Linked DNA regions of Mus musculus: regions 2, 3, 4 and 5 are each linked to region 1. A link is a loop called in an ENCODE intact Hi-C map of the cell type or tissue named here. Cell type or tissue: left cerebral cortex. All regions are shown on one strand. Region 1 overlaps D630003M21Rik (RIKEN cDNA D630003M21 gene). Region 2 holds the start of Gm34458 (a long non-coding RNA gene). Region 3 overlaps Bpi (bactericidal permeablility increasing protein). Region 4 holds the start of Vstm2l (V-set and transmembrane domain containing 2-like). Region 5 overlaps Rprd1b (regulation of nuclear pre-mRNA domain containing 1B).

Region 1 (5,000 bases):
CCCCTGGCTTCAGTTTATGGGTGGTAATGGATAGGCATGAACAGTCACTGAGGGACAGATGATAAAAAGGTCCTCTGACCCTGTGATGGTTATGATGTGTGTGTGAACATGACAGAGTATAGAATCAGCTAGGAGACTAGCCCCTCGCGCTTATCTTGATTTTGGTGATTGCAATGGGAGACACGCCCACTGTGGGTGGCGCCATTCCTGGCTGGGCTCCTGGGTGTATATTCCCAATTATGGATGTGATATGACCAGCCGTTTCAAGGTCCTTGTCTTCCCCACCATGAAGCACCCTTGAACTGTGAGCCAGAATAAACTCCCCCTGGTTGCTTTTGCCAGAGTATTTCCTCATAGTGACAGGAAAAGAAAATGAGGTATTCTTGCTCTGGGGGCACTGACAAGCTCCTACAAACTTACAAAATTCAAGGCTAGAAATGAGAGTGCAGAGGCTTGAGCAGTCAGGTGACCTGGGGCTGCCCAGCCAGGAGGACCTGGCCCAAGGCAGAGAGAGCTGTGTGGATTTTAGGTAACCCCCAAGTGAAGGGTTACCAACAGCTCCAGGCTCAGACTTCAGATGTGCAACCACAGTGGGCAGCATATGCCAGCCCTGGATTCCCCATGTGTGGTGGGGAATCCCCAAAGCTCCTTTGTCACTGATAAGAGACCATGCTGGAAGACAAGGATATTCACAAGTACACTAGTCTGGGGCACACACACAGCCAGTGCTCAATAAATGCAGCCCCTGTGACTGTATCTTAATCACTGTTTGAATGCATGTTTTCTGCCTTGCCCCAAACACCAAGGCCTGCCAGCTTGATATGTTAACTGCAGAACATAGTGAGCCCTGTAAAAATGCCATGTCCCCTGTAGCCTCCCCTTCACCTGGTGGATGGCAGTCTCCAGGTGGCCCAGGCGGACGCGGAGCTCCAGCCTTCGGAGGAGTTGATTGGACGCAGTGACCAAGTCATGAAGCTGACCATCCACAAGGTTGTACAGGGCAGCAGCCTCGGTCAGATGGCTCCTGGGACGGGGCAAGAGGGTGAAAAAGATGTTCTTCTCTGTGCTCTCATCAGGCAAGTGCCTGCCCTCCTAATCTGTGGCCACAGCTGGGCTGCCAGCCACTGACTTACTGTGTGACCTAGAGCAGGTCCCTAGCCTTCTCTGGGCCTCAGTGGCAAACCTGAGGGTGCCACAGGAACTGAAATGATTCTTCTCCTTTTTGGTGGAGTATTAAGCCAGCTGGGTAGATCCGAGTCTGAACCCCAACTCTGCTAACTGCTAGCGTGGGTCCTTGTGCAACATCACCACTTCGGGGGTCTCTGGCTCCACAGGTGGATTTCTGAGTTCGAGGCCAGCCTGGTCTACAGAGTGAGTTCCAGGACAGTCAGAGCTATACAGAGAAACCCTGTCTCGAACCCCCCCCCCAAAAAAAAGTGGGGATAGTAACAGAACTCACTTCCTGGAGTGGCTGTGAGCAGCGAGTGATCTGAGCAGGGGCTTCCAGAAGCTCAGAGCTCACATTCCACTCCAGGCCGGCATCAGGCCCTGACCGTGAAACTTTCTAGTACTGCTTCCGGGGTTCTGGCCAGCCAGGGGACCTTGGACCTTCCCTATGTCATGAGAAACATTCAGTGGAGTGTCAGGCCCAGGAGGCTGGGTGGCATTCACCCATTTGCAACATGCTATCTTCCTGACCTCCATTCTGCAGGGAACAGGTGCAGAGAGGGTAGCAACTGTAACCAGTGATGGTCTTTTGTCTCGGATAGAGACTCAGGGTCAAAGGCTGGTTTCAAATTCCTATGTAGCCAAGAATGGCATTGAACCTGGGGTCCACCTGCCCTGCTAGGCATTTTTAAATTGGCCAAAGCCAGAGGATCTAAAGCCAGGGGACTTCTCCCATGGAGGTGCTTGGTGAAGGGAGAAACCTGGAGTCTCCCATCCCTTCCTGGGAGCCGGTTTTCAAACAAAGATGATGGAAGGAAAGGTGCCTTTTCAAGGGACCCCAGTCACGGATCCGACATTCATCAGAAAAAAAGTCCAAAACTCCTGAAGGAATGGGGAGCCACAAGGGCTGCAGGGATGAGCACAGAACAGCAAAGTGCTGCGGTGAGCATGGGCCCACAGCGCCCCCTGGTGGAACTCCAGGTCAAAGGTCTGGAGGGACCTCAGGTAGTCAAGATGGGCTGGGTGAAGCAGGTGAGGCAGTGACATGGTGGATAACAACAAGGCATTGTGAGGGGCAGGAGATGGAAAAGGGAGAGATCCGTGTGTGGAGGGGGGAGACAAGAGCGGAAGTCCTTCAATGCCTGTCTCTGGCTAAAGATGAAGGAGGGGCTGGTGAGGTTATCCCCAAGGTTCAGAGGGTAAGAAGGTGGCTTCCCTAGCCTCACCCTACGCATTCTCTTCACAGGGCGGCCCCACTCCTGAACTGTAACTGGGAATGAAGGAGGGGAGACCGGGTGTCTATACCTGACATCGGGGTTAGCATTTAGCCCGCTGGCCTCTTGCTGCAAGCTGGCCAGAGTAGTTCCACCTTCCCTCTGGAGAGCCAGCAGGCCCGGGTCCCTCAGCACCGTCTCCATCAGCTCCTTGGACTTGCTCAGGCACCTGGTAGCCTCCTGCCAACAGAGGGAGGTGTCCTGAGGCGCAATCTCCTCTCACCACCTTCCAGGGATCCCCACAGGGAGAGAGCCTGACTTTCCCAGCTGAGTCCAAGCATCTCCATCTGTCCTTCAATCTCTAACACATCTGAAGCTACGGCCCTCCTATCACCATGGTAACCTCACTGGTCCTAGCTCCCTCTTCTCTCTGGAACACCCATCCCAGACTCTTGGTTGAGCTCTCTGATGCTCTCTGGTTTTCCCTGTAGCCAAAACGTTTGTTTTAAACAAACAAACAAACAAACAAACAAAACAAACAAAAAAACAAAGGGTATACCCCATGATCCCCTTCTTCAAACTCCCCTGGGCTCCGCAGCCCAGCTCCTGGGCCCATCTCTCAGAGATGTGGTTCTTAGCCTCCCCCTAACTCTGCTCCACAGACATGCAGCTACTCTGCCTCAGGGTTGTTGCACATGCTTGCTCTCTGCCTGGAGGCCACTCACCCGCCTCGCTCTTCTCACTCAATCTTACGTTTACAGCATCTGGCACAGCTGGTACTGTCTTCCTTCCCTCCCCCACCCCATTCTTTCCTTTTTCAGCATAGGGTCTCATGTATACTAGGCAATTATTCTCACCACTGATCTATATCCCCAATCCCTCATAACTACGTTTTAAACGGCCACTCTGCCACTGCACCCTGACCCTCACCAGGGCACAGACAGGCAAGCCAGTTCCTCAGGCTGGGTCCCCAGAGCAGGGTGCATGGTGGATGCCCAAGAACTATTGGCTAAAAACTAATGAGTGAAAAGCAGAGTGCCCCTCGCCAAGTGTCCCTTTCCCCTCATGCGCTCTTGGTACTTAAAAGCCTGAGGTATGCTGGTAGCTTCCTCACCCTGCATTCCAGGTTTACCTGCACCCCACCAGGGGGTTCACCCTTCTCAAACTCTTGGATGGAAGCCTGCAGCAGGGAGGAGGCCTGGCGAAGGTCAGTGAGGAATGGGTCCAGTTTCTGCAGGGACAGGAACCAGAGCGGAGCTCAGCCTGAGGGAACCGAGAGGAGAGGCCTTTCCCTAGGGGACTCCGGAAGGGACCAGGCTTACACTACATCAGAACCATCAGGAGAGCTGGTGAAAGTGCCTCTCCACCATGCCCCAGTCTTCCTCTCACCTCTACCCTACCCCTCGCCCCATAGATGTGCCAATGCTCTGGGGCAGTCTGAGAACATCTACCAAGTCTCCAAGCCACAGTGCCACTACTGCAAGTCACTGTGGTCTGCAGTGGGGGAACAGGAGCCAGAGGAGAAAGAGGGAAGGCCTGAGCTGTTCACAGACCCTGGGGGTCCTTGCAGAAGGGGTAGGATGGAGGTGTGAGGGTGGGCTAGAGAAACACCTTGGCCCAGTTGAGCCATTGGCTAGCTGTGAGATCGCATGCAACCTCTCTGGGCTTCCCTGTACTTCTGGGAGGTGAGAAATACAGTACATATTTTACAGCAGGATGAAGGGTTGATGGACTAATTTGTGACAGAATTGAGTACAGAGCCCAGAGCTTGCCAGAATCATGATCACCATCAGTTTTACACTCTGGATCACCCAGTGAGATTCCCCTTAAAGGGACAGCCTGAAAGTTGAAGTTCAAAGGTCATGGGGTTAATGGGAGGCCTCTGGAGAGGGAACCTGGAGCCCGGGAGCAGGACATGCCACTGAAAAAACGAGTAGACGCTGCTCCCCTCTCCCTGTTCAGGCGGGTGATTCCAGGACACCGAGGCCAGGATGCCCAAAACCCTGTGCTAAGTGTCCTGTAGAACCTTGCACATTTCCTGGGGACTACAAATTGGCTGGCAATGACTCAGGTACCTGATGCCAGTAGAAGCCTGCAGAGGGTCCCAGGCATCAATGCCTCCCTCCCCTACCTCCATATTTTGTTTCTTTCTTTCTTTAGTTTTTATTGGGAGAGGGGTATGCACACCATTCTTCCTCTCTCTGTCTCTGTCTTTCTCTCTCTCTCTCGTGTGTGTGTGTGTGTGTGTGTGTATGTGTGGTGTGTGTGTGTTTGCATGCATGTGTGTGCGTATGTGTGTGTGTGAGAGAGAGTGTGGTGTGTGTGTGTGTGCATGCATGTGTGTGCGTATGTGTGTGTGTGAGAGAGAGTATGGTGTGTGTGGTATATGTGTGTGTGTGTGTGCATGCATGTGTGTGTATGTGTGTGTGTGTGAGAGAGATTGTGGTGTGTGTGTATGTGGTGTATGTAGTGTGTGTATGTGGTGTATGTGGTGTGTATGTGGTGTGTGTGTATGTGGTGTATGTGGTGTGTGTGTATGTGGTGTATGTGGGGCGTGTGTGTGTGTGCGTGTGTGATTCAGGTGATGTGTCATGGAGCTGGTTCTCTCCTTCCGCCTTT
Region 2 (5,000 bases), 97 kb before region 1:
TGCAGCCTATTGAGGAAGTCTTTGTAACGGCCTTTGATCTGGGTCTTAGAAATCAACAACTTTTGATCACTCGGAGGAACAGAAGAAGGTAGGGTGGACTTAGGCAAGACAACAGCCTGGACAAAACTCAAGTACCTTCTTAATTCAAGATTTTCTTTTTTAATCATGTGTGCGTTTGTGTGCCTAGTTCGGGTCTGCAGGACTGCAGTGCCCATGGAGGCCAGAGGACCAGATGCCCCTGGAGCCATTGATCTGTTTGGGGATATTTCACATAAACGGAGTCATATGATGTGTGGTCTCATGGGAGCAGCTGCTTCCAGGTAGGGAAATGCTTTCAAATCACATCTGTACTGTGCTCACATCACTTCCTCCTTTTCATTGCAGAGTAATACTCCGTTGTGTAGATGCCCCCTGTTTGCCCCCTATCAGTTAGTGCAAGTTTGGGTTGTGTCCACTCTGGCTTTGGTGAATGTGTTTTCCATTTTCTGGTTTCGCTCTGGGAGGAGCCCGAAGGTCCAGTGTTTGCTCCGTGCCTAACCTGATGTCATAGGGGATCGTGTCCCCAGACAGCTGCACCACAGCTTGTCTCTGGCAGAGCTGTGAGAGCGGTCCAGGCTTTCCACATCCTGCCTTCGACTGTCATTATCTGCCTCAGGGTCACAGCCCCCATGTGGGTGTGACATTATCTCCTTGTGGTTTGGAAGGGAAAACTTTTCAGTGACTCTAATTATCTTCCCATGTGGTCAGTAAGCCTTCTGCATAGAACTCCTCCCTCTCCCCCAACTTGTTGTGTGTGTATGTATGTGTGAGTCTCTGTGTGTGTGTGTGAGAGAGAGAGTGTGCACAGATATGTGAGTGTGTGTGCATGTAGAAGTGTGATTGTGTGAATGTATGTGTAGATGTGTGTGCATGTGTGTAGATTGTGTGTGCATATGTGTTGGGTAGATGTGTGTGTGTGTGTGTGTGTGTGTGTGTTTGTGTGTGCATGCATTTGTGAGGGAGGGTGGATGTGTATGCATTTTCTGCAATGGAAGACTTCAATAGCATTTGAAGATTCTGGTAAGAGCAATTCATTCCAACTGGGCATGGTGGCACACACCTTAAATCCCAGCATTTGGGAGGCAGAGACAGGCGACTCTCTTGAGTTCAAGGCCAGCCTGGCCTACTATAGAGAAACCCTATCTTGAAAAAAACAAAACAAAACAAAACAAAACCAACTGATTCCTCCTCTGAGTCACCTCGAGGGGCCGATGGCTAACGTCTGCACAGTGCCTCAATCTGTGTCTCATACCGCTAAGAGCCAGCACGTGATTACTGCTATTGCCGTTATTGTTAAAATCTGGCTCTGGGTCTGGGAAGATGGCCCAGTGGTTAAGAGCTGAGTTCATTTCTTAACACCCCATCAGGTAGTTCACAATCACCTGTAACTCCGGTCCTAGGGGATCTGACATCTTTTTTTGACCTCAACAGACACCTGCGTGCATGCAGAGCCCATATATACATACACTTAGGCACATGTACATACACATAAAATAAAATAAGTAAGTCTTTTTTTAAAAACAGCATTATATTTAAAAAAAATAGTCCAGCCCTGACTGATTTTGGGTGACTCTGGCCTCAAGTTGCTTTGCTGGGCTTCATTTTTCTCAGGACCATTGGGGGCCTCAGCAACACAGACCCCAGCAGCACCAAGTTCAAGAAGCCCTCCCCCCACTGAAGGAATGCGCCAATGAAATAGGAGATAGAAAGAAGGAGGAGGGGGTCTCTGTGATGCATGAGAGACAAATTGCAAGGGCTGTTAAGATTTGGCACTGCCAAGTGTTGGGTGTAGACGGCTTGTCAGCCCTGAGCAGGGCTGGCCAGATCTGAGAAAGAATGGAGGGGGAGTTGGCAGAGAAAATCTTTTCAGGGGGCCTGGGGCCTGGTGGTGCCTGGTGGAGCATGGGCTGCCAGTGCTCATCTTCAGCCATCCCTGTAGGGCAGGACCACTGTAGCTAAGGAAAGCATCAGAGACCAGGCGCCTTCTTCCTCAGTCCCCATTATGAGCCCCTACATAATTCTCTTCCTGGCTTTGCACCAAACTCCCAGCCTGCTTCCTGCCTGCCTGTCCTCTGCGTATCCACCATGGAAAGTGTCTCTGCTGCCTCCCAAAGGGTCACTTGGCAGCTGTCCCTTTCAGATCTCCCTACTGCCTTGCTCCAACAGCCCCTTGCTGGACCTAACTTTCTAGAGCAAGATTGGCTGCCACTGCTATCAACCCACAGCCCTCCAGGGGGCACAGTTATGACATCCTAGCTCGTCCCTGTGCTGAAGTTGGGAGTAATTGCCACTGTGGGACAGCGTTCCCATTCAGGGTTGATGTGTAAATAGAAAAGGCACAATCACCAGTCTGTGTGAGCTCCTAGCTGTAATCTCAGTACTAGGGGCGTGAGGCAGGAGAATTACTGAGAGTCTGAGGCCTGGGTTATGTAGTGAGTGAAACTATCTCAAAAGAACGAGGAGGAGGAGGAGGAGGAGGAGGAGGAGGAGGAGGAGGAGGAGGAGGAGGAGGAGGAGTGGGGAAATGAGTTAGTGGGTAAAGATGCTAGCCTAGCAGTTATGAGGACTGGTTCATGTCCCCTCGTGCAAAAGCCAGGTGGACCTGGTGGTCACCAAGAATCCCAGCCCTGTGGAGCAGACACAAGGGATTCCCAAAGCAAGCTGGCTAGCTAAACTAGCAGGAATTGGTGAGTTCCAGGCTCAAGGAGTACCCTCAACCCAACAAATTAGTGGCGGTTAATGAAGGAAGACACCAAATGTCAACTTCAGCCCCACCCCCACATGCATGCTCGTGCATGCGTACACACTACCACACACTCAAACATACGCATAAAGGCAGGCACAGGATGTAGCAAATGTGTGAGTGTGAGTGTGTATCTGTGAGTGTATGTCCTGTGTGAGTGAGTGTATGTGTGTGAGTGTATTGTGTGAGTGTACTTATGACTGTGTGCATGTGTGTGTGAGTGTGCTTGTGTGAATGTGTGCTTGTGTGAGTGTGTGTAAGTGTGCTGTGTGAGTGTGTGTACGTGTGTATTACAACTTACTGATAGACCAACTGCTATTTAAACTTCACTGTGGTGTGACAATATTCTCACATGACAATTTTCCACTTGGTAGGCCACATTAAAATAAATCAATAATAATGAGCTTTAATTCCAGTACTTGGGAGGCAGAGGCAGGAGGATCTTTGTGAGTTCAAGGTCAGCCTGATCTACCAAGTGAGTTCCAGGACAGTAAGGGCTACATAGAGAAACCCTGTCTTGAAAAACCAAGAAATAAAAATAGATAGATAGATAGATAGATAGATAGATAGATAGATAGATAGATAAGAACAAAGAAGAGCAGGGTGTGGTGGTGAAAGAGTAACTTTAGCACGTATCGGGTGGGGGTAGAGGGTCAAGAGTTCAAGGTCATCCTTGGGCTACATAGCGAGTTCAAGACCAGCCTGGGCTACAGGAGAGCACGTGTCAAAACAAACAAATGAATGAATAAATAAACAACCTCAATCTCAAATCAAACCCAGGTAAGCTAGCCAAGCCTTTGTTGTAAAATAAAAGTTTTCCTGATAGTAAAACCGTCAGTGAGTCGCAATACACATGCTGGGCTCTGCCTCAACCGTAGGCTGCCAGTGGCCAGCGCACCTGGGGGAGGCTGGGCTGAGCAAGGGTGTTTGGCTGGCTGTGCAGTAAATACATCGGAAGGAAGGCAGTGAGGAGTTTGTGGGAGCACTCACAGGGGCGAGGGGCGTCAAGTGGAGGCCAGAGCTGATTGATGTCCAGGTTCTTTCCTCAACCACGTCTCCATTTTAGCTTTTGAGACAGGGATCTCACAGAACTGGGAGCTTGGTGATTCATCTAGACTGCTGATCAGGGAGTTTTGGGGGTCCTCCTGTCTCAGCACCTCACTCTCTGTCTGTCTCTGTATCTCTGTGTATGTCTGTCTCTCTCTCTCCTCTCTCTTCTCTCTCTCTCCTCTCCCCTCCCCTCTTCTCCTTCTTCCTCTCTCTCCTCTCTCTCTGTCTCTATCTCTGTTTGTCTCTGTCTGTATCTGTGTCTCTGTCTCTGTCTCTCTCTGTCTCTCTCTTGTGGGTTCTGGGATTCAAACCCAGCTCCCCTAACTTGTGCAGCAAAGCACTTTACCTTCTGAGCCATTTCCCCAGCCCATAAATACATTTCTTACTATAAAGTCTCAAACTTCTGTTATGACTCATCGTAATTGGACAAGCGCATATTTTTTTAATTTCTTAATTTTATTTCCTCTGGCAAGGCAACTGTAGGTTTACTTTTTATTTTGGCAGATCGGATTTAAGGAGAATACAAAGGAAAATGATGAATATCGATTCGGACACAAAAGTAAATATTTAGAAAGACTGTGAAAAGAAACCCCAGCAATCGCTAGAGACTTCTAAGCTGCAGATTCCTTTCTTCTGAAGTCTCTGGGGCCGTTTCCCAGAAACACTTTCCCTCATACACTTCCTGAGGTGGCCGGGCCCTGCCTGGAACACAGAACACACAGCTTCCAAAGCTGGGCCCACACAGATGCACATCATGCCTGCTGAGGTAGCCTTCACTTCCTAGAAAACGGACTCTCCCCCCACCTCCTTCCTGCCTCCCGCACCCAGCTCGCAGGCTGCTGTACCTTCCTCCAGCAGCTCAGCTAGCATGCTTCCTGCCTGTCTCTGGAGGATCCTCCTCAGGCTCCAGGCTCCACAGTAGCTTCCCTGCCTCGGCCTGTGTCCAGCCTGTGTGTATAATATAGATTATATTGTTAACTGTCATGTGCTGTTGGAGCTCACCGAGAAACCACCTATGGAGGTGAGGTTCACCCTCTCACCCCCATTTCACACCCAAACATGTGTGTCTCAAACTATCCTCTAAGGCCCCTTTGTCTGGGGATGGAATGGCACCCTAACTCTGTGAAGGGACACAGCAAAGCAGCCAGAGGATAAAAACATTGTGTCT
Region 3 (5,000 bases), 61 kb after region 1:
AAGCACCTGACTCAGAGTGGGGGGAGGGAGAAGAACCATTAAGGATGTCACTGCATCCATGCAGGGCTCACCAAGGCCCGTAAGAACTTAAGAAAGGTACAGAGCGCCCTGGACACTTAGCACTGGAGGAGCTGGCCCAGTCTGGGGGCAGGAGGAAATGACATTTGAACCGAGATGAAAAGAATGCGTGGGTAGAAGTTGCTGCTGGGGTGTTTTGGACAAAGGGGACCACATGTACCAACTGTGGTGAGAGGAAGCAGAGGTACTGGGGAACAAGGCAGGCCAGTGTGTCTGGTTTACAGAGGCGCAGGGCAGTGGGGAGGTGGAAATGGTGAAGGGCAGGTGTCTGAAGCTATTAAGAAAGTAGTCCAGCAAGCAGGTTGCTGCAAAATGGGGAGAGATGTCTAATGGAGGCTCCCCCACCAAGGCCTAGCCTAGCTGTCAGGGTTCCCAGGTACACCTGAAAGTCTCCTGTATGTCCCCACATGTCAACCTCCAGGTGGCTGATCCGACTGTTCCACAGGAAAATTGAGACTTCCCTGAAAAACATCATTTACAAAAAGGTAGGAGGCCCTGGGCATCAGTGGGGCAGGGCAGAGGCCTCAAGGACATACCTTGGCCTTCATCCCAACCCCTCAGCATCCATAACTTCATCCCCAGAGCTGAGCTATGCACTTTACAGCAAAGCCCTATAGAAGGCATAGGGAGGGGCTTCCTCCTACCCAGAAAACCTTCCTGTAACTGCCTGTGTGCACCCGCCTCTGTGTTCACAGTGGAACAGCCACAACCTCCCTCCTGTCTCCTCCCCTCCCCGACCCTGCCTGTTCCTGCCCTAGAAAACATGGCACCAGGAAGAGGCATCTAGACGGGGTCCCCGTGGAATGTGGAGCCCAGTTAGAGTGAGGGTGCAGATGACAGGGTGTCCCCCATCCCGCCACAGTGTAACCTACTGCAAGAACCCTCTGTGTCCACACTGGGTACTAGGTCCCAAAAAGGTCAGCAGCAGCAGGATATTCTGCTTGGCAGCAGCCCCCACTTAAGAACCTTGGGTGCCTCCTGCCACAGGCTGCAGGGGGAGGGCCTGAGCAGGCTGGAGCAGGCTGGGGAGTTGGCCAAGAAGGGAGCTAAGGCCCTGGGAGGCTGCAGAGACTCTTGGGCTCCATTTGCTGATTTGGAACCAATACCCATTGGTCTCGTGGGTAAGCGACAGAGGGCTCATAGTATCTCAGGAGTAGCCGGAGTGTTCAGCCATCCCTGAAACCCCCTGTCATCCTGGGCCAGGGAGAGAAGTGGCCCAGGGCCTCAGAGAAGGGTGGCCCAGTTCCTCTTGGGACTTTACGGCCTCCTGTACCAGAAGCACATCCCAAGTGAAACTTATCCACCCCTTCTCTCTTCCCTTCTTCCTCCCCACCCTCCCTCTCTCCCTTCCCTCCTCCCTCTCTCCCCAGTTGGGGGCTCCAGGAAGGATCTGGGCTGCAAACCAAGGCCTAGCAATAAGTGGACTTTATTCTTTAATCCATTCAGCCAGTCTGGATCTTTTAATCAGAGAGTTAAGACCATTTACACTCGTAGTCAGCTCACCTGCGTGCCTGTGCGTGTGCATGTGTGTGTGTGTGTGTGTGTATGTGTGTGTGTGTGTGTGTGTGTGTGTGTGTACAGGGTATGTGTGCACTCACATGTGCCAGTGCACACACGCTTCTGCCCACTGGTCAAAGAACAGCTCAGGTGTCTGTCCCCACTTTCCACCTTGCTTGAGCTGTGCAAGTCCCTATGTTGCTTGTCTGCAGCACACCAAGCAAGGTGACACTCAAGCTTTGGACATTTTTTGTCTCCACCTTCCATCTCTCCATTGGAAGCACTAGGTTCCAGATGGTTGTACTACCAGCTTCTACACAGGCCCGGGAGATTCGAACTCAGCCCCTCACTCTTGAGTGGCAAGCATCTGTACCCCACATTTAGGGTTGTCACTGAGAGGTGGTGCACACCAACTTCTTTTTCTTAAAGGTTTTCCGGGTTACCAAGTTGAAGCCCCAGTCTTTCCTTCCTCTCACTGGTTTTCTCCTAATGAGACAGATCCTTGCCCAAGCTCTGTACTGGTGTGCATCTCTACTGTGTGTCATGTGTGCTCCCACACACCCACCCACACCCACGAAGGATTCCTCTAAATAGCACCTTCAGTACTGCTTAGTGGGGAAAGAATGGCTTTAGTCTGTGGTCATTGTAGGGGGTTTTTATTTCCCTTTGGGTTATAACTTTTCCTGGTAGCCTGTAGACAGTTCTTTGTTTGGGGACTGAGAAGGTACGTCCCTTACCCCTCACCCACCCCCTGCCCCAGGCTTCTGGGACAGATGTATTGTCACTCTGGTGACTTTGATTGCATGAGTGGCTTCTCTTCTGCTGCCTCCAGAGTTCTTGCTTTATAGAGGCTTCTCCTCTTGAGCCTCAATGGGTCATGAGACAGTCCTGAATACCTAGTGTTCTTAAATGTCATTTCTTTCCTCAGATCTGGGGGATTTCCTGCAATAATTCTTTTGTTTGTTTGTTTGTTTGTTTGTTTTGTTTTGTTTTGTTTTGTTTTGACTTTCGAGATAGGGTTTCACTGTGTAGCCCTGGCTGTCCTGGAACTCACTTTGTAGACCAGGCTGGCCTCGAAGTCAGAAATTCTCCTGCCTCTGCCTCCCAAGTGCTGGGATTAAAGGCATGCGCCACCACGCCCGGCTTCATTCTTTTTTTTTTTTTTTTTAAATTGAATAATTTTCCACCCTTGTTCTGTCTCAGTTACCTGGTGACCCACTGGTCTAGTTATCGTGACACAGAGATCTTGGATGTTGTGGCCATAGATCCTTTCCCCTGGCCACTGTCTGTGTGTAGTAACCCCTCAATCTTGCCTTCAATTCCCAACATTCCTTCATCCTCCTGGTCTAGTCTCTCAGCGATGGCATTGATTATTTTACTCATTGCTGGTTCAAAACATGACAGAGGTAGCAAGGGTTAGTTCAGCTGTTGCTTGAAGGTGTGGCCCAGAATGGAAGGGCGGTCAGGGCAGCGAGAGAATGAGGTGACGGTACCACCACACCCAGTCAGGAAGCAGAGAGATAGATGCTGGGTTATTCCAATTTTATTCAGTTGGGGAATCACCTCTTGGAATGATGCTATCCTATAAAGCCTTTTCTTCCTGCCTTGAAGGCTAAATCTTGGGCCCTGTACTCACCCGGAGGATAAAGCACAGCTTAAATGAGCCAGTGCTGTGTCACACTCTTGATAAGACACTGTCATAAAAGTTCCAGTGACAGCCTGCCTGACCTTAGGCTCATTAGCAAGTCCAGTTACATGGGCACAAACACCGGGATTGGTCTGATGGCCTGGATGGGTAGGTGCTACGTGGCTGACAGCCAGGAAGCCTACAGAAGGTGGATGTGAAGGACAAAGGGGGCATCCATGTCTTAGGTGGGATTGGGTGAGGTTTCGTCATCTCTTCAAAACAACATGCAATTTAAAACTTGAAATTCTCATAGTTCTAGAATTTTCCATTTCCATAGTTTTGGATAATGGTTGATTGTAGGTGAGCAAATTTTGCCAATGGCAGAGGTTTATCTAGGTTTATCTAGAAGTTATCTAGGCTACTGGAATTGGCCTGTTCCATGTCACAGGTGGGGGAAATACGGTTCTAGAGAAATAGAGAGACTTCCTCAGCCATCAAGTCGGTCAGTGTGTCTTCCCTTGTGAGCCATATCATGGGAAGCTGCCAGAAATGGCCTCTTCAGTCACGAGGCTAAGGTGAGGGTGCCCACCAACACCTGAGACTAGAGGATGCACCACTATCAAGAGCGCAGAGAAAGGAAGACTAACCATGTTCCAACCTGTGTTTGTTCACTACTTCATTCATGAAAGATCTGAGACAATAACAACAAATTAAGTAGTTAATTAATTAAATAAAAAATAAATTAACTAACAATAACAGTGAGTACAACACTATAGCATAGATCAAATACCCATTAGCAAAGTTTTACATGCAGGAAAGACACGGAACACAAGTATGCAGGCAGTATAGTCTTGCACAACAGTCGCTGTTTCAGAGCTGGTGGCCAAGGGAACAAAGGAAGCTCGGTTAGCTGCATGTGTTTTAAAAAGACACCAAAGGAAGGGAGAGTGCATGCTGTGACTTTGATTTGGATCCACAGAGTTCATGCAGATACATGAATTTAATCCCCAAATTAGTCTGTTAATGGTCTTTAAAGGTACAGCCTATGGGAGACAAATCAGGGTCAAATGAGCCCCCATGATGCACTGCTGCTTGATAGGAGGAGACAGAGGAATCCAAGCTAGGACATGTCTCTCTAACTTGCCATGGTCTTCCCTCTGCCACGTTACAATGCAGCAAGAAGTCTCCTCCTGACACCAAGCAGATGCCAGCCCCTTGTTCTTAGGCTTTATAAAGAACCATGTGCTAAATAAACCCGTGTTCTCTGTAAATTACTTGGTCTCCGGTATTTTGCTATAGCCACAGAGAAAAGATGGAGACAGCATGTCTTGACTCTCAGTTGTGGGTGTGACGCTTTAAAAAAAAGAATTATTTATTTACTCTGTCACTCTCTTCAGACACATCAGAAGAGGGCATCGGATCCCATTACAGGTGGTTGTGAGCCACCATGTGGTTGCTGGGAATTGAACTCAGGATCTCTGGAAGAGCAGTCAGTGCTCTTAACCACTGAGCCATCTCTCCAGCCCCTGTGGATGGCACTTCTCATGTCTGAAGCTCACTGACATCTCTTTGGTTGCCCCTAGATCTGCAAGATCGTGAGAGACTCTGTGTCCTCCAAACTGCAGCCTTATCTGAAGACCCTTTCTGGTGAGGGCTGGGAGTGGGCTGAAAATAGAAGGGGTATCGGGAGTGGCAGGCCTGAGCCTGTTGAGGAGGGGCTGAGCAGGCTAATTCCACCAGAGCTGGCATTGGGCCGGTTCCTTCTGTGTCCAGAAGTAAAATGGAAAGTAACTGCCTT
Region 4 (5,000 bases), 290 kb before region 1:
GTACCTAGAGGCTGTTCTGGAAGGACCTGAGACTTCTTGTCCCTTTGCTGTGCCCTTCCCTCCAGTCTCACTCAGTCTCTGTCTCTCTGTCTGCCCCTCTTCATATTTTGAAATGTATTTATTTACTTCCAATCTGCGTTTGAAGAGGAGAACACTCGGGTCCGATCCCCGGTTCTGCCACCACAGTGTTCTGGAAAGATCTTGGATAGGAGTTTAAAGAGCCTCTGCACAGCTGGCTGATGCTGAAGAGGAGCTGTCCGTGGTGCTGAAACTGTGCCTCTAACATGCAACACCTAGCAGGGAGGGAAACTTGAGTTGATCCTGGTGACAACAGTATACTATCCACCATAATATCTGAAAGGGGCATAGGGAGACAGAATAAAGACAGCAAGCACGGTGTGTCACTCCGCTTTTTAGATCTCTCAAACTTTAGGTACTGTGAGCCGTGCTGGAAGCTGGATCCCTGCGGTGCTGTGTGTGTGGAGCGGGGATCTGTCCACGGTGCTGAACCCTCGCATCTAATCACCCCCGAGGCGCTGTCCGCGGTTCTTAAAGGATGAAACGAAAAGGGTGCTGTCCGCAATGCTGAAACAATGCCTGCCGGCGAAGGCAGAGGAGAAATGAGGGTAGGAAGAATCCTTCCCGGGGTCCGAAACCTTGCTCCGGATCTTCTCAAGACCTCGGAGAAGGCAGCCTTATGAAATAGGCTTTTCTTTAAAATAACCCCCCAACCCTCTTTTCCTGTCACAAAAGCCTCAGTTAAAGAGTCAAGGAAGGAATCAGAATTGGACTGCCACTCTTGGGAATGAAAGAGTCTTCATGGTTTACACACACAGACACACACACACACACACACACACACACACACACACTCCATCTAGACCTTTCATCTAGGGAGAGCCTTACAGTCCAGAAGGGGGCGATCCAGTTCACTGTGTAGAACCCCAACACCTCTAAGCTAGGAGCCCCACTAACTGCTGAGTCCCAGAGACAGGAACCACAATGATAACTACATTGTGTGGGCGCCACGATGTTCCCCACTTTACCCACCTAACTCCAAAGACCCCCCCCCCCCCAACCCCCGACACACACTGCTTCTGGTGGTGGCGTCTGTCCCCATTTTTCAGACGAAGAACTCGAGGACAGGAGAAACTACGCGTGATCACACGGGGACCCCAAAGCTGCCAGATCTTAAACTAGTTCACCTATGTCTCATCCCGGGTGCGCCCCCCACCCCTATTCACCTGTCCTGCACCTCGCCTGGCCCTGGCCCCAACACTACCCAGCTGGCAAAGTTGAGCGGCCCCTCCAGCGCACGGGTCTGGTGGCAGGTCGGATGTTTATCCCCAACGATCGGATTTCGACTCCCAACACCCTAGTGTTCCGCCCTGCGGGGGGTTAGGTCCCCAGGTGGCCTTCCACCCCCGGGCCTGCCCCACCCCCGCTCCCGCGCGGGAGGCCAGTTGCGAGTACCGCTTTAAAAATCCCAGCCTGGGCAAAACTTTGATGATAAATCAAGCTGCGGATCCCTCCGCCGCCGCCGGCTCAGGGCGGGGAGCGAGGGGGAGGGCGGGTGCGCGGCGGCGCGGAGTGGCCTTCCGCGCAAGCGAAGAGTCCCGCAGTCGGAGGCGGCGGGCTGGGCGTGCGCTCGCTGCCTGCAGCCGGGGCCGGGCCGGGGCCAGCAGGAGAGGGCGGCGGCGGCGCCGGGCAGGGTACGGCGGGCGCGGGCTTTGCGGGCTGCGGAGCCCCGATGTGAGGCGGCGGCGCCCCCGGCCGGAGCGCGCAGCATGGGGGCCCCGCTGGCCGCGGCGCTGGGCGCCCTCCACTACCTGGCACTTTTCCTGCAACTCGGCGGCGCCACGCGACCCGCAGGCCATGCGCCCTGGGACAACCACGTCTCCGGACACGGTGAGTTTGCGCGCAGCCCCCACGGACTTCCCCCCACTGAACCCCACCCCGGTCGCAGCCGCTCCAACTTGGCGGTCGCGGTGCTCGAACCTGCGCCGACTGATGCTATGGCCCAGAGTTCCGGGGCGCCCTCTGCTGGGACTGGGGACCCACCCTGTCTCCTATCGGGGCCAGCTCTGCGAGAAGGGGTTCCCAAGAGCACACTCGCTCTGGCCCCAGCTCGCAGAAGACCCCCTCCACGCGCGTACACACTCACACGGATACACACACCTCTGCGACCATACAGATGTCTCCAACCGCGGACACACTCAGCCACGCTCACTGCATCCCACACTCACAACTCTGCACATCCCCTCTGAGCCTCTCCTCGCTGGTAAATATACTTGTGCCCACTACGCACACGAATCAGACACTGGCTGGTGGCTCACCCTGCCAGCTGGCACTCGGGCACACACGCTTCGCTTCGCCACAACTCTTGCCTGTCTGCCTGCAGACACGGATACACATGCACGCACGCACTTGTGCACACACTTTGCCCACCCACTTCTCTCTGCCCCGATTCCTTTCTCCTTTGTGGGTTTAACGCTGAAACTGCTCCTGCATCCTCTTCATCAGGATCCATCCCTTCCACGGCCGGGAATGGTCCTGAGGGGCGCCAGATGCTGTTGCTTAAGACCTGCTAGCCTGGGTGGCAGCTTCCTTTGCCATCCATGTGGGTGGGTGGCATCCAGGGGTAGGGACAGTCTGGGGATAAGAAGGTAGGGACGGAGAGCTGGGATACACTGGAGTAGTTGAGGTCTATTCTTTCAGCTAGAGGCCAGGAGTAAAGAGGAATGTAGGGTGTTTGTCCCTGGGGGGATCATGAACCCCTTGAATCCTACAGGACACCCCCATCTCGGGGACCCCATCTCAACCTTGCCCCTAGAGGACTGAAATGTTGAACTCCAGCATTGTGGGAGCAAGGAGAAAGCAAGTGCTGCCTGCACGAGTGTCTGAAGCGCCTTTCCTCCCCACAGGAGCCCAAGTTGGCAGCAGAGTTGGGTGGTGTGGGGCAGGCAGCTGTGGAGGCTCCCTGCCCCTGAGCCATGCTGTGTGATGGGGCAGGGGTGGTTGAAACCAGAGGTGACCCTGCTTCCGTCCATCCCTTCCCTCATCAGAGGCTACAGCACACGTGCTGTGCTCTGTGTGCCCAGGCTGGGAGAGGTTTGAACAAAGGGCTGAGAACAGGATGATTTCTTTTGATGGGAGTGAGTTAAAGGTGTGCGCCAGAGCCTGGAAACCCAGGCAAGGCCTTTTACAGGTGTGCTGCACGATTGGGGTTGCTCCAGAGGGAGGGGTTTTCAAAGCCATGCTCAGAATTCCTGTGCCTAAGGGAAGCCCAGATCCCCGTATCTACATACACCTCACCTCCTCGCTATGTTGGACAAAAACCTCTCACATACCTTGATGTCCATCATGATTTCTGCTGGCCTGGCAGGAAAGGTAGAAAACAGGGAAAGGACTATTTTGATGCTCTATTCACAGAGGAGAAATCAAGTCTCAGAGAGGTGAAGGGAGTTGCCCAAGGTCACACAGTGAGAGAGCGGCTGAGCCAAGACTGGCTCCAGGGTCTGTCAGGCGAGAAGCAGCACTTTGTCCAGGTCATTTCTCTCCCTGTCACATTTTTTTTTCTCATTCAGGGGAAACTGGGAATTCCTCCCTTCTCTCCCCTCCCGTCTGCCTGTCCAGCTCAGTTCCTTGGCACTGTCAAAACTTATACTAGGAGGCCTCTTCAAGAAGGACTTGCCTTTCTGAGTTTGAGATCCCTTGAGGTACAAACATAGAACTCTGAGGCCTATGGTCATTGTCTTTGGGGCACCAGACCCTCCGAATTTGGGTCATTCTTGAGTAAGCAGGCTCTTTCCTTTGTGTGACAGTCTCCTCCTGCCCCCTGGTGCCAGCTGCGCTGAGAGGGGCACAGCCCTACTGATCTTCTCATCCCCACTCTGGACCAACCCCTGAATTGGGGATTCAGGGAGGTGCTGGATGCAAAGGGGACAGGACCAGTTTCTGAGAATCTGATCTCCTCTTGACTGTCTCTGGGTAAATGGGTCACCCCTTGGGACCTCCTCTGCTCTGTCCCTCAAGAGATGGCCCCACTGCTCTGCAGGGGCCCGTCCACCCTCTCGACATTGCCAGGCTCAAAGTCACCAAGCACTGGCTGCTAAGGAGCCCCACAGCTGCCCCTCTGCTGGGTCCAGCACCCTGTCACCACAGGAAGGGTCTGGAGCCACTCACTTAATCACAAAAAGAAACAGTTATTAATGATAGTGAGACGCGGCGAATAAGTGGGTCATGTCTAATAAGCCATTTGTGTTCAGGAGGAGAATACCAATTTGATAAAAGCTGTGTGTGCTGAAAAAGCCCCGAAATTGCTGTTTAGCAGATTGGAGCCTGATCGTTTCATTATTCCTGGGCTCCGCATGTCCTCAGCTGATTCAGGGAATAAGGCCAGGTCAGGATGGTGTCTATGGGTTTAGGAGAAAGGGTTGGGGCTCGGAGCAGGGAGTCCTAGGGATGAACCCACAAACCTCAACTGCTTAGCTTGGTGTCAGCTCACGGCTGCAGCTCCACCTGATCCTGCCCAGCCACCAGCTATTGCCTTGCACCTGTCTGTCCCTGGGGTTGTCACACGGAGTGTCTGTGACCAGGCAGGTCAGCCAGCAAGGATGTCTGTTTACTCCCCAACACCCCCCTCCCCCAACGTCCACTCAACCGCCTTCAGAGGAAGCATCGCCAAAGCTTGCAGAATGGATGGTGCCTGGCTCTCAGAAGGCACCCGAACCCCAGCACTCAGAGACAGGATGGGGAGACTCACACCTCCTACATCGCAATGGCAGCTGCTCTGGCTTTCCTCACAAGAAAAGGGCAGCTCATGGCTATGCCCCTAGCAGGGGTGGGAGGGGATGGACCTACAGTGTATGGAATGCTGACTGTGTGTTCTAAGTGCCCAGACCTCTCCCCACTGTGAACTCATGCAGGCTGGCATTAGATAGATACTCAAGAAAACTGCGTTTGGAGAGCTCACCAAACGACTCACCCAAGGTCACTGT
Region 5 (5,000 bases), 130 kb before region 1:
TCTTAAAAAAATAATTTAGTATTTTGATTTTCCTGGTATTCTATATTGTGAAGAGTCCCCTTGCACAAGTATTTGCACTTTGAAGGACAGGAGTCTTCTCACTGTATTTTATAGATTTCTATTAAATTGTTGATGTGGGGCTTGTTTGTTTGCTTGCTTTTGTTTTTGTTTTTACCTCTGAGGAACTGGAGGTTAAATATGGGACCTTGAATATGACACTACCACCGAGCTGTGTCTCCTGCTCTCTTTTTCTTTTCTTTTTTATTTTGAAGCAGGATTTTACTAGGTTACCCAGGCTGGCCTTGGAATTCCTTCTTCAATTGAGGCTAGCCTTAAACTCCTTTGTAGTTCAACCTGACCTTGAACTTAGGATCCTGTTATTTCAGACTCCCAAATAGCTGGGATTATAGGCCTACCACTTCAAATTGTAAATGTCTAGGGTTTTTTTGTTTTGTTTTGTTTTTTCACCACATTAAAATTATCAGGAATTGCCTAGTCTTAAAAGTATTTTGTTTTTATCCGTTACAATGTTCTCAGTGTCTGTATAGACATGTAACTTTGTATGCTTGCCCTGTTTATGAAAATCCCTATCAGATATGTGTGTTGGATTTTTTGTTTGTTTGTTTGTTGTAAATATTTTTTATGGGTATGCATGTTTTGTCTCCATATACATCTGTGCATCATGTTCACGCCTGGAACCTACAGTGGCCAGAGGAGTGTGTCAGATTCCCTGGAGTTAGAGTTACAGATGGTTATGAGCCACTATGTTGGTGCTAGGAATTGAACCCAGATCCTCAGAAAGAGCAGCAGGTGCTCTTAACCTCCAAGCCATCCCTCGAGCCCCAAGACTGGGGTTTTTGTCGAAACACTTGAGGGTCCCCAGAGGAAAAAGAAGGGCCCAGAAAAAGTTTGTGTATGTTCCAGTGTTTAAGAAGCCCACTGTCATGTGACAGATGGATGGGTGTCCAGAGGACATTCCTCTGTACTCATTTGCCATTTGTCCTTTTAGAAGGTTCTCTGTGCATGCTTGTCAATGGCTTTAGTGATTAAGCTGACCAGTCCGCAGACGTGGGGATGCAGCCACAGTGTCTTCTTCTCCTTGTATCTTCCCCAGCGTCTTACTCAGCAGCTCCAGCCCTGCTCTGATCCCCAGAATGTATCCTTCTGAAATGTGGTAGCTGCCCTGGAGCTGGCAGGGAGAGAGGGACAGGTTAGTGACGATTTTTGTTCTACATGGATCTGTGACAGAAAATTTGAAGCAGCATTCTTATTTCCAGTATGAAGATATAGGTGCTGTTCTTTCAGCCAGATGATGGCTGAACAGATGTGCTTGCTGAGGTTTCTGATTGTAAGAGCAGGTCCTGTGAGCATTGAAGGATGAGCCTTCTGAGGCCTGAGAGGGCCTCGGCTAGGTTAGACCACATCCAGGTAAAAGTTTACTTCCTTTTTCTTTTCCCACTTCCTGGTCCTGGCATTGGAGCTGTGTCCTTGTGCACGCTAGGTAAGTGCTGCACTCCAGAGGCTCAAAAGCCAGCTTCTCTATGTTACAAAGTAGCTCTTGGAGTTACATTCAGTGTGGTACCACCATTATTTAAAGCAAGGCCCTTCATGAACTGCATTGCACATGATTTTCACCTAGGAGGAGCTGTGCCCTATGTCCCATATTTATCACAGCAAAATATGATAAAGGAGACAGCCATGGTGCCCCATAGCTGCTTTTCAGCATTCAGGCCACCCCAGTGTTAGTACTTATATAAACACTCTAGCCAGGGGAAGAGTGGGTTTGAAAAAGCTTATATTCGGGTCAGCATTTTTTAGGTGAGTTGCTAGAGGAAACACAATTTTGTTTGTTTCAAAAATGAAATTGCTGTAGAAAGGTCACTGTCATTTTAACCTCTTACCCCAGAGCTCATCTGTAGCATGTCAGGTCTGGCTCACTGCCCTGGCCATAAAAGGCAAAGAATGTGGAAGGCCCTGCTCCCTCAACGCTTTGTTCACTGTGCCATGATCCCTGAGTTCACAGTGTTAGCCAGTGCTGTTAGTGCACTTTCTCCTGTACTTTGTGGCTGTGAGGCAAGACTCCAAGGCTTTGCCAAGAGCATAAATCCTAGACATTATCTCAGAACACACCTTAGGCTATCTGTATTTGAAACATTGCTTGGCAGCCACAGAGACTCTAGAAGCTCATCACAGTCCCCTGGATCTTGACTCCGGTGGTGGCAGAAGGTCAGATGTGATGTGACCCGTTTCAGGGTTCTGCACTGATGTTCAGTGGGCAGGCTGGCGGCTGCAGCTAGGGACTGAAGTATGCCCAAGTAGGAAGCATGTGGGTGGGACTGTTGGGTTTGCCTAGGCTTCTTAGGGAAGGCACCAGCGAAGAATGAGAGCAACAAAGACCTTGTATTGTAGGTGGAGGGTGGGGGGCAGCTGCCAGAGAGACCACGGCTAGTAAACTCACTGCAGCAACAGCATCCTGGGGTGTTGATGGTGTGACTCCTAATCTCTTAAATGCATGGACCAAACAGGGAGGCATGAGTAGTAGACTCCCATGCCTGGGTCAGGATCACACACAAGCATAGGAGACTCTGAATAAATAGCCTGTGGATTCTGTCCTTGCCCTGTTTAAGTGGCTTTTGGAGTGCTAAAGAGCCAGGAAAACTTCATCCTTTGGGAATCAGAGTGCTCCTAGTGGGCCTACTCACAGGAAACTGCTGGGTGATAGTCACTGTTCTATCACTGTGAAGAGATGTCATGACCAAGGCACCGCTTAAAAGAGAAAGCATTTAACTGGGGGTTTGTCTACAGTTTCAGAGGCTTAGTTCATTATGGCAGCGAACATGGTGGCACACATGACACTAGAGCAATAGCTAAGAGATATATCCTAATCCACAGGCAGAGAGAACTGGGCCTAGCATGGGCGTTTGAAACCTCAAAGTCCACCCGCAGTGAGACACTTCCCCTGCAAAGGCTACACCGACAATAAAGCCACACCTCCTAACCCTCCTCTACTAGTGCCACTCTCTAGTGACCAGGGATTCAAATATATGAGCCTGAGAGGGCCATTTTTATTCACATCGCCACAGGTCTCATTGTGGAGGAGGCAGGAGTTGTGACGCACACTGTTCTCCAAGGGAGCCTTTCAGCAACAGCTCGAGGACCACACACTGCTAAGAGGAAAGGCATGAGAGTCTTTGATTTTCCTGAGCTCTTATTGCCCTGCTTAAAACCAGGACACTGGGAAGTTCCCTCGGGGCTGGAGTGGGGAGTACACTCCCCTACCTTGGGGAGTGTCAAAACAGGAAAGAATAGAAATGTGAACTGAACTGAAGTTACACATGGGGTAGTTTTGCTTGGGCTTGTTCTTGAATGCTTTGATAGACCGTGACAGCATTTATAGTTGAGTTCATTTGGAAAGCCTGAGTCTTCAACAAGGGAGGAGATGGAATCTGCTCAGTGACCATAAGAGGGCTAGCTACAGCGAGGCCTGTCCCTGTCTGTCACTAAGCTGGGCTGTTGAGCTGCCCCGTGAGGCCCTTGTTCTAAGGCAGTCTTGACTGCAGTAGGAACTTGGAGGCCAGGCCTGCTTGCCCTGTTGATTATTTAAACCTCTTGGCCCACAAGGCTTTCATTTGTTCTGCTTTTGAACAGGATCTCTCTGTGTAGCCCAGGTTGGCCTTGAATTCGTGATCTTCCTGCTTCAGCCCTGCTTCCAAGTGCTATGATTAGTCATGTGTTACATCTAGAAAGAGACCATTGGCCTGATGTCTAAGACAAGTGCCACGTAAATATTGGTGCAGGCAGAGGCAGGGGGCCTTGGCCTTGTAGAGCCCAGGCTTAAATGTGGCTTCCGTTGCAGGAATGAAAGTGTTGCCTGAAGTCCAAGTTTGAGGAAGATTCCTATACGTATGTTTGTTCTCTGTGTTGCTAATTTATCTCGCTACTGTGCTGGGCACTGTGGGGTGTGGCGGATATGGAGTGAGGCGCGTGTGTCCAGAGCTTCCTGGTTTGATGGAAGAGTCCTCTTTAATAGTTTTCCATACATCCTCAAGATTGTGTCCTGTGTGCAAGGCATTTGGCATTGAAGAACTGAGAAATTACTGCTGGGTGTAGTGGTGCACACCTTTAATTCCAGTACTTGGGAGGCAGAGGTGTGTGGGTCTCTTGTGAATTCAGGGACAGCCTGGTTTCCGTAGGAAATGTGTCTTAACTAGGATGGAAGAGCCAGAACCATTGCTAATCCCTGGCCTCTGCATCTTCCCAGTGCTTTGGGTGCACACCTTTAGGAAAGTCTACGCAGCGTGGGTTGGGCCTTGAAAACCTCCTTGTCCTTACAAAATGTTTGGGGGGGGGTGGGGGTAAGCCTCTAGTGTTTCTAAGCCTCAGACCTCACATAGCCCAGTGTTTTCTCATACAGATTTATTAGAAGTGTTGTGAGCTAAGGACAGAAAACCCTGCCCCATTTCTATCATTGGAAGTGTAAACTAAAGGAAGCTAGAAGTCCGATGGGACTGAGGTTAACACAGAGCAGCTACTGGGATCTCTGGTCGACCAGCAAGGGGCAGGGCCTGCAGAGCAACGGTGTGGATGGACCCAGCAAGGGGTGGGGGCTGCAGAGCAACGGTGTGGGTGGACACCTGCTCTTTGGGAACTAAGTGGATTTTCTCAGGCAGGTGGAGCTCAACCAGTAGGTAGAGGGGCTTTTGCTAGAACCCAGAGAAGCAAGAGATCCTCCAAGGCTTTGGGCTCTGACTCGTGGTAACAGGGCACTTTGTACCTTCTCAGTGGCGAGGGTACAGGGAGAGTAGATTCTAGGTGAGGCTGGCAGCCTCCTAGAGAAATTAGCACAGAGACTTCAAGGACTACAGACCCAGGCGGTGGTGGCAGGTGAGTGTTTTGAGCATGTAGAGAACTTGCTTGTGAGTGATTGATCTGGGGTGGTCAGTAAGCTTTTAACACAAAAACTGTGCTTTCATCCCTCCTAACGCGGAACCCTTAATACA

Evidence for each region. Peaks named below come from ENCODE experiments on the same cell type or tissue, not always from the same donor. Only the 100,000 strongest peaks of a DNase experiment are listed, where the experiment ranks them.
Region 2: a loop joins it to region 1, with 7 times the contacts of the local background. A loop is called at or near these places in 20 of 42 quality-filtered maps.
Region 3: a loop joins it to region 1, with 2.6 times the contacts of the local background. A loop is called at or near these places in 24 of 42 quality-filtered maps.
Region 4: it touches region 1 in a loop (2.9-fold over the local background); 2 of 42 quality-filtered maps call a loop at or near these places.
Region 5: it touches region 1 in a loop (2.7-fold over the local background); 14 of 42 quality-filtered maps call a loop at or near these places.

The regions. Positions count from the first base shown.
Region 1 is chr2:158,202,188-158,207,187 of GRCm38, forward strand. It overlaps D630003M21Rik (RIKEN cDNA D630003M21 gene), which reads right to left. Exons shown (of 14, transcript NM_177657.5): 9 at 3,514-3,612; 10 at 2,473-2,621; 11 at 886-1,024. Among named protein-coding and RNA genes, the nearest start is that of 1700060C20Rik, 13 kb to the left of the region's middle. In left cerebral cortex, a CTCF peak has its summit at 2,134 (motif pointing left); a DNase peak (open chromatin) is centred at 2,111.
Region 2 is chr2:158,105,155-158,110,154 of GRCm38, forward strand. Gm34458 (a long non-coding RNA gene) reads left to right here and starts at 100. Exons shown (of 2, transcript XR_001783529.1): 1 at 100-320. In left cerebral cortex, a CTCF peak has its summit at 2,262 (motif pointing right); a DNase peak (open chromatin) is centred at 2,277.
Region 3 is chr2:158,262,946-158,267,945 of GRCm38, forward strand. Bpi (bactericidal permeablility increasing protein) reads left to right here. Exons shown (of 15, transcript NM_001356542.1): 5 at 500-563; 6 at 4,786-4,849. Among named protein-coding and RNA genes, the nearest start is that of Gm34571, 6.5 kb to the left of the region's middle. In left cerebral cortex, no CTCF peak of the experiment used is centred here; a DNase peak (open chromatin) is centred at 2,132.
Region 4 is chr2:157,913,024-157,918,023 of GRCm38, forward strand. It overlaps Vstm2l (V-set and transmembrane domain containing 2-like), which reads left to right and starts at 1,630. Exons shown (of 4, transcript NM_198627.2): 1 at 1,630-1,908. The coding sequence starts at 1,788. In left cerebral cortex, CTCF peaks have their summits at 928 (motif pointing right) and 2,043 (motif pointing left); DNase peaks (open chromatin) are centred at 297, 485, 907, 1,509 and 4 more places; H3K4me3 peaks cover 2,030 bases; H3K27ac peaks cover 812 bases.
Region 5 is chr2:158,069,447-158,074,446 of GRCm38, forward strand. All of the region lies in intron 6 of Rprd1b (regulation of nuclear pre-mRNA domain containing 1B), which reads left to right. It overlaps 2010009K17Rik (RIKEN cDNA 2010009K17 gene), which reads right to left. Exons shown (of 4, transcript NR_040609.1): 4 at 918-1,189. Among named protein-coding and RNA genes, the nearest start is that of 2010009K17Rik, 20 kb to the right of the region's middle. In left cerebral cortex, no CTCF peak of the experiment used is centred here; a DNase peak (open chromatin) is centred at 2,209.